Linked DNA regions of Homo sapiens: region 2 is linked to region 1. Evidence: chromatin contacts called from ENCODE Hi-C data. All regions are on one chromosome and are shown on one strand. The core of a region is the stretch at or near the end of the contact, and the rest is flanking DNA. Distances in the headings are between cores, read along the strand shown.

Region 1 (2,700 bases), core at 127-2,626:
AAATCTATGATTTATAAATATTCCTCTAGTCCTGTCAATAGATGTGTACTGTGTGCGGCATATAATTTTGTCTATCCATTTTGCTGACCAAAGACTTACATATAAGTTGAGAGTGGGGGTATATTCTGTGGTCATAGATCCTATTTGCATCCATTGAGGTCAGTAGCCATGCCCATAGCCCCCAGATATCATTGGTAAGTGCTAATTTGCTGTGGTAAATTTCTTCCTATAATTGAACAAATAAATAAGTCCAAATTTAAACTCTTCAACTTCTAAATGTGATCAACCATGGTATGAGCCACCTTGGAAGGTGGAGAGTTCCTTGCCCTGAGATACCTAAGAAAAATCTGGATAGACACTTTGGTAGGGGCATTATATGTTGGAGATTCAGATATGGAGTAATCCAAAAATTTTATGATTCTTTGGTTCCATTTACTCTTACCAGGCCCACTCTGGGAATGTGAGTAATGAGTTTTATTTTTGGATATATTAAAAAACAACAAAAACAACAAGTTGTCCTACCCTTTTGGGGAAGAGAGAGAAGCCCGCTGTGCACATGGGCTAATTGAGTCTTTTAATACTAAAGACACTAATATTCCAGGATTCTGAGCCATGGGGTTCTGCATAATGCAATTTAATTAAATATAGATGGCAGCACTGGGGAAAAAAATGTGTAATAGAGGTAACTGACATGCCCAAACCTGGACCTGGCAAACAGGAGGGGCCAAGATCACCTTACTGGTATTTGCTGTGGTACCTGACAATTACCTGCTGGCTCTCTTCTCCTTGGGTCCTCTGCGAATCTGTGAACCCTGCTTATTTTGTGCTCAATTCAGTGCCCACGGCTCAACGGATTGTTCTATGACTAGTCCAGTCCTTCTCTTGGCATGCTGCCTACTCCATGTCAGAAGTTAAAAGGTTGCACTTCCTTAAAATGCAGTATTTTCCAACAGAACCTGCATCAATCAACCAATTAGTATAACTACGCATGCACTGCTCACGGCTCCATGCTGGCTAATGATCACTGGCTTTGTCTTATGCAAGGCTGGTCTTTCCTCGATCCAGCTAAGAAATAACCACTTGAAAGGAAGTGCATGGGGAGATTTCAAACACAACAGGAAGAACATCGTGTCAAATTGCCATAGTCGTACAAAAGGCAGCATTTGCAGCATCTGTCCATACCTGGTAAGAGTGATGGGTCTCAGTTTGAACGCTGGGGTGTGGAGGGTGACTCAGGAATAAAAGAATGGCCTGGTGAAGGAGTGACTGAAGAGGCTTTCTGCCCTAACTCTCACTTCTTGGGCTCCTTAGCAGGCTCTGTAACTACCTCATTTTCCTGATTTCTATGACTTACCCTGGGTCCGTGCTGATTTGCTGCCTGGATGAAGGAGTAGCACAGACCAACATCGGTAGGCGTGAGAGTTGGGTCTGTGCACATAAAGAAGGGTTCAGAATCTGTACAGGACTCACCCTGGCTTCCGGCAGAACCTAAGACGAGGGAGAGAGGCCCATCCCTGGTGTACCTGAAAGGCCAGGTCCGTGCTTGTTAATTAATGCAAGGCACAGTGCTAAGGCCTGGCTTGCCCCGCTGTTCTCTCTCAGGAGCCACAAATGGGTGATAATACCACTAGTTAGAGAGCAGGGCTCACGTCTCTGCTCCTGCCCGCTCCTGTCTGGGTTTGCTATGACCGTCTCTGTTGGAAGAAAACTATTTGGCTCTAAACTAAAGTAAGTCTTATTAACCATCATCCTTTCAAAGAACACGATTGTATTGTTCTCTTTCTACCCTCTCTCCTCTTGCTTTGTCTTTCTTTTGGTTGTTTCGTCTCTGGTACTTGTTTAAGTGGGGGATTTAAATGTTTGGCGTGGTCACTACAGAAGCCCAGACGTAAGATCTTTGAAGCGGTTGGTGAAAAAAGGGAAGTGATACTATTGGGTGAGGGGTGACATCAAAGAGAAGCCTATGTTCTGTTCCCTACGGCGTGGCTGGGATTTTTTACTCCAAGAAAAGAATTAAACAACAACGCTTTCCAGGAAAAGAGTGACTTTCCTTTTTTTGCCCCTCCCATCTTCTTTTCCTGATCCATTCAGACATACAAGCAATTTTGTTTTAAGGAGAAGCCTAATGCAATTGAGCACTAATACTATAATTATAATTAATGAAAATAATAATATTCGAATATCTTATACCCTTTCTGTTTATCTTTGAACAACACAGTAGTAGTTACAAATGACAAATATGAATATTATCCCAGTTTTTCATGGAGGAAACCAGGGCCAGAAAGTCAAATGCCTTGCCAGGGTCATACATCTGATATTTACCATCAAAATATAGTCTCCAGTTTTTCGACTTTAGGCTCAGCATGTTTTTATCTACACCTTGCTGCCTCTTCCCACATAATCTTTTAAGATTAAGTCTTCAGATTCCAGAGTTGGGGCCATGGAGTTACTAAAAGGCCTAAGAAAAATGGGGCTTTGAAAAGGTCATATTCTCATCCTTCTTACTCTGCACTGTGCTTGAGTATTAAAAGGCTGCTTTGAAAATTCACTGGCCCATGATTACTTGACTAATGCCAGTAATAAAATGCATATATCAAAACCACACACTTTTATTTGATTTTTCTCAGCCCATTACTTGTCTTAGCTGAGTGGCCAGCTATGTGTAAGCCTGAATGGTAGGAAGGTTTTCTGGAAGCAATG
Region 2 (2,700 bases), core at 125-2,624, 670 kb before region 1:
TTACAATCCAATATAGACCCTGTTATAAAAATTATCTTTATATTTTGAGTTGATAGCTTACAAATTCAACCCACTGATAATGTTGAATAGTTTGAAAACAACCTCCAATCTACTCTTCTATGTGGTTGAGGCTTGGGAATCCACTCTGGCCCCCCAGTACAACAGTAGATAATTTGACACAATCAAATGAGAGTAAATGGTAGTAAACAAAATAGAAATAGCACTGATGGTAAATGAGGAGGCATATGTTCTTGTCCCTACTCTATGGCCATACTGCTATAGAATCCCGGAGAGTCACCTTTTTTTTTTCTTCTAAGATGGAGTCTTGCTGTGTCGCCCAGGCTGGAGTGCAATGGCGCGATCTCGGCTCACTGCAACCTCCACTTCCCGGGTTTTAAGTGATTCTCCTGCATCAGCCTCTGGAGTAGCTGGGATTACATGCCACCATGACAGGTTAATTTTTTTTTTTTTTTTTTTTTTTTGAGGCAGTCTCACTCTGTCGCCCAGGCTGGACTGCTATGGTGTAATCTCTGCTCACTGCAACCTCTGCCTCCTGGATTCAAGTAATTCTCCTGCCTCAGCTTCTTGAGTAGTTGGGATTACAGGCACCTGCCACCATGCCTGACTAATTTTTGTATTTTTAGTAGAGACGGGGTTTCACCATGTTGGGCAGGCTGGTCTCGATCTCCTGACCTCATGATCCTCCCACCTCGGCCTCCCAAAGTGCTGGGATTACAGGCGTGAGCCACCACGCCCAGCCAAGAGTCACTTTTGCTTTGGACCTTATATATGCCCTGTAAAATCAAGTGATTCTCAACCCTGGTTTCACAAAATCATGTGGGAAATTTCTATAAACTACTGATGTGCAGACCCACTGCAAAACAATGAAATCAGAGTCTCTCAAGTTGAAGCCCTGGCATTTGTGTTTTATAAAACTCCCTCCAGGTAAAGCCAGAATTGATTGCATAGATGATCTCTGAGGTTTTTCTCAAGGCTTTCTAAGGTTCTGTATCCAAAGGAATCAGAGTTAGACCACACAGGCCACAAATCACATGTCAGACTTTTTGAAGCCCATACACTTCAAAAAACCTCCTTAATTAAGCCAACTGCTAAAGGAGAGACACCATCTCGTCTCTCACTCGTCCTGTGGTCACCAGCACCTGCTCTTGAGAAAGCAACTACAAAAATGAGAAAAACAGAAGTTCTATAATAGAATCCACATTTCTAGAAAGCTTACAAATGAGGCTTAGAGCTAAAAAGGACATGGAGAAAAGGCAAAAGAAAGCCATGAAAACAATCACGGTCCAATCATTCCCTGGGCAACTCACTCCATTGCCATGTTGAAAACATAGATGTTAGAAACCAAAGGGTTTTTTGAAGAAAGCAGGAGCTGAGTGGGAACTTGGAGAACAACAATGAAAGCAATGCCACAAAGAGAAGCTGACAAGCTCTGGAAGCAGCAAAACATTTTCATCAGTCCGTGAAAAATTAAGGAAATTTGGGGAAATGAGTTTAGAAAAGGAGATTGTTTACAAACAAATAAAAACAAAGAAAAATAAAAACCCACAGAAGCCTTTTGATGGCAATGTAAAACCAGTTACTTCAGAAACTAAAGACAGAGAAGTTAAATGACATACACAGTAACCAACAGGTTACAATGACACTTTTAAAAAGAAAAGGCTGAGATAATCTATGGTCAATTTCATGATGTTTTGACCTTGAGGGCCTGACTGGCACGGCGTCTGGAGAGTGGCAGAAAGAGACACATTTCAGAAAAACTGAAAGTCAAACACCACCTGCTACTTTCACTAGTTCTTCTAGGCCGTGTGAGATTGGAGTGGCAAAATGAAGCTGGGCTCTCATGCTCACTTAAAATGATGGACAACACCAGTGTGTTTATTAAAGAGAGCTGTTTCTAGTCATTTAAGTGGTGTCCCACAAGCCGTAATCAACCAAGCATTGTGGACAAGACTCTCCTGAAATTATTATGCATAGAACACATGTGGCAAGACCGCTGCCTTCAAGCAGACTATGAGAAGGCTCTTACTGAAAAAGAAAAACAGTGGGTGCAAAACTGGCAGAAAACTTCCCCTCCCTGTTAAATGGCATACGGAAGAAACAAATAAAATAATTTATTCTAAGAAGAGAGACCTTAAAAATGATAAAACTGATAGGAAACCATTACATCTATCCTGTATCACAAAAAATGGCCAGGAATTCTTTATCTCATTACCTTGCTGCATATGTTGGAGATGTGTGTGTCTCTGTGTGCCTGTGACTTTCACAGCTTGAGCTATTATATATTTATTTGTTTATAATCTATCAGGAGAGCAAATACTTTGGTCATTGCTTATTCCTGGTCCTAAAACAGTGCCTGGCACATCATGAGTTCCAAACATTGCCTGAATAAATGAATGAATGAATCAATGTCTTTTTTACTTTTTTTTTTTAAATTATACTTTAAGTTCTGGGATACATGTGCAGAACGTGCAGGTTTGTTACATAGGTATACATATGCCACGGTGGTTTGCTGCATCCGTCAACCTGTCATCTACATTAGGTATTTCTCCTAATGCTATCCCTCCCTAGTCTCCCACTGCCCAACAGGCCCCGGTGTGTGATGTTACCCTCCCTGTGTCCATGTGTTCTCATTCTTCAACTCCCAATTATGAGTGAGAACATACGGTGTTTGGTTTTCTG

Evidence for each region. A loop is a pair of places that touch in the nucleus more often than their neighbours do. Pooled maps may share reads with other maps.
Region 2: a loop to region 1 is called in a pooled map, with 4 times the contacts of the local background. The contact joins two enhancer-like sites. A Hi-C loop is called at or near these places in 2 of 37 single-sample maps with no recorded cell type and 4 of 50 pooled maps.

What each region holds. Positions count from the first base shown.
Region 1 is chr3:187,772,632-187,775,331 of GRCh38, reverse strand. No RefSeq gene overlaps it. Among named protein-coding and RNA genes, the nearest start is that of BCL6, 29 kb to the right of the region's middle. Within about 2 kb of position 1,376, at least 4 of the 41 ENCODE cell types and tissues checked have a DNase peak (open chromatin) inside an H3K27ac peak, as active enhancers do.
Region 2 is chr3:188,445,390-188,448,089 of GRCh38, reverse strand. All of the region lies in intron 4 of LPP (LIM domain containing preferred translocation partner in lipoma), which reads right to left. Among named protein-coding and RNA genes, the nearest start is that of LPP-AS1, 120 kb to the left of the region's middle. Within about 2 kb of position 1,374, at least 2 of the 41 ENCODE cell types and tissues checked have a DNase peak (open chromatin) inside an H3K27ac peak, as active enhancers do.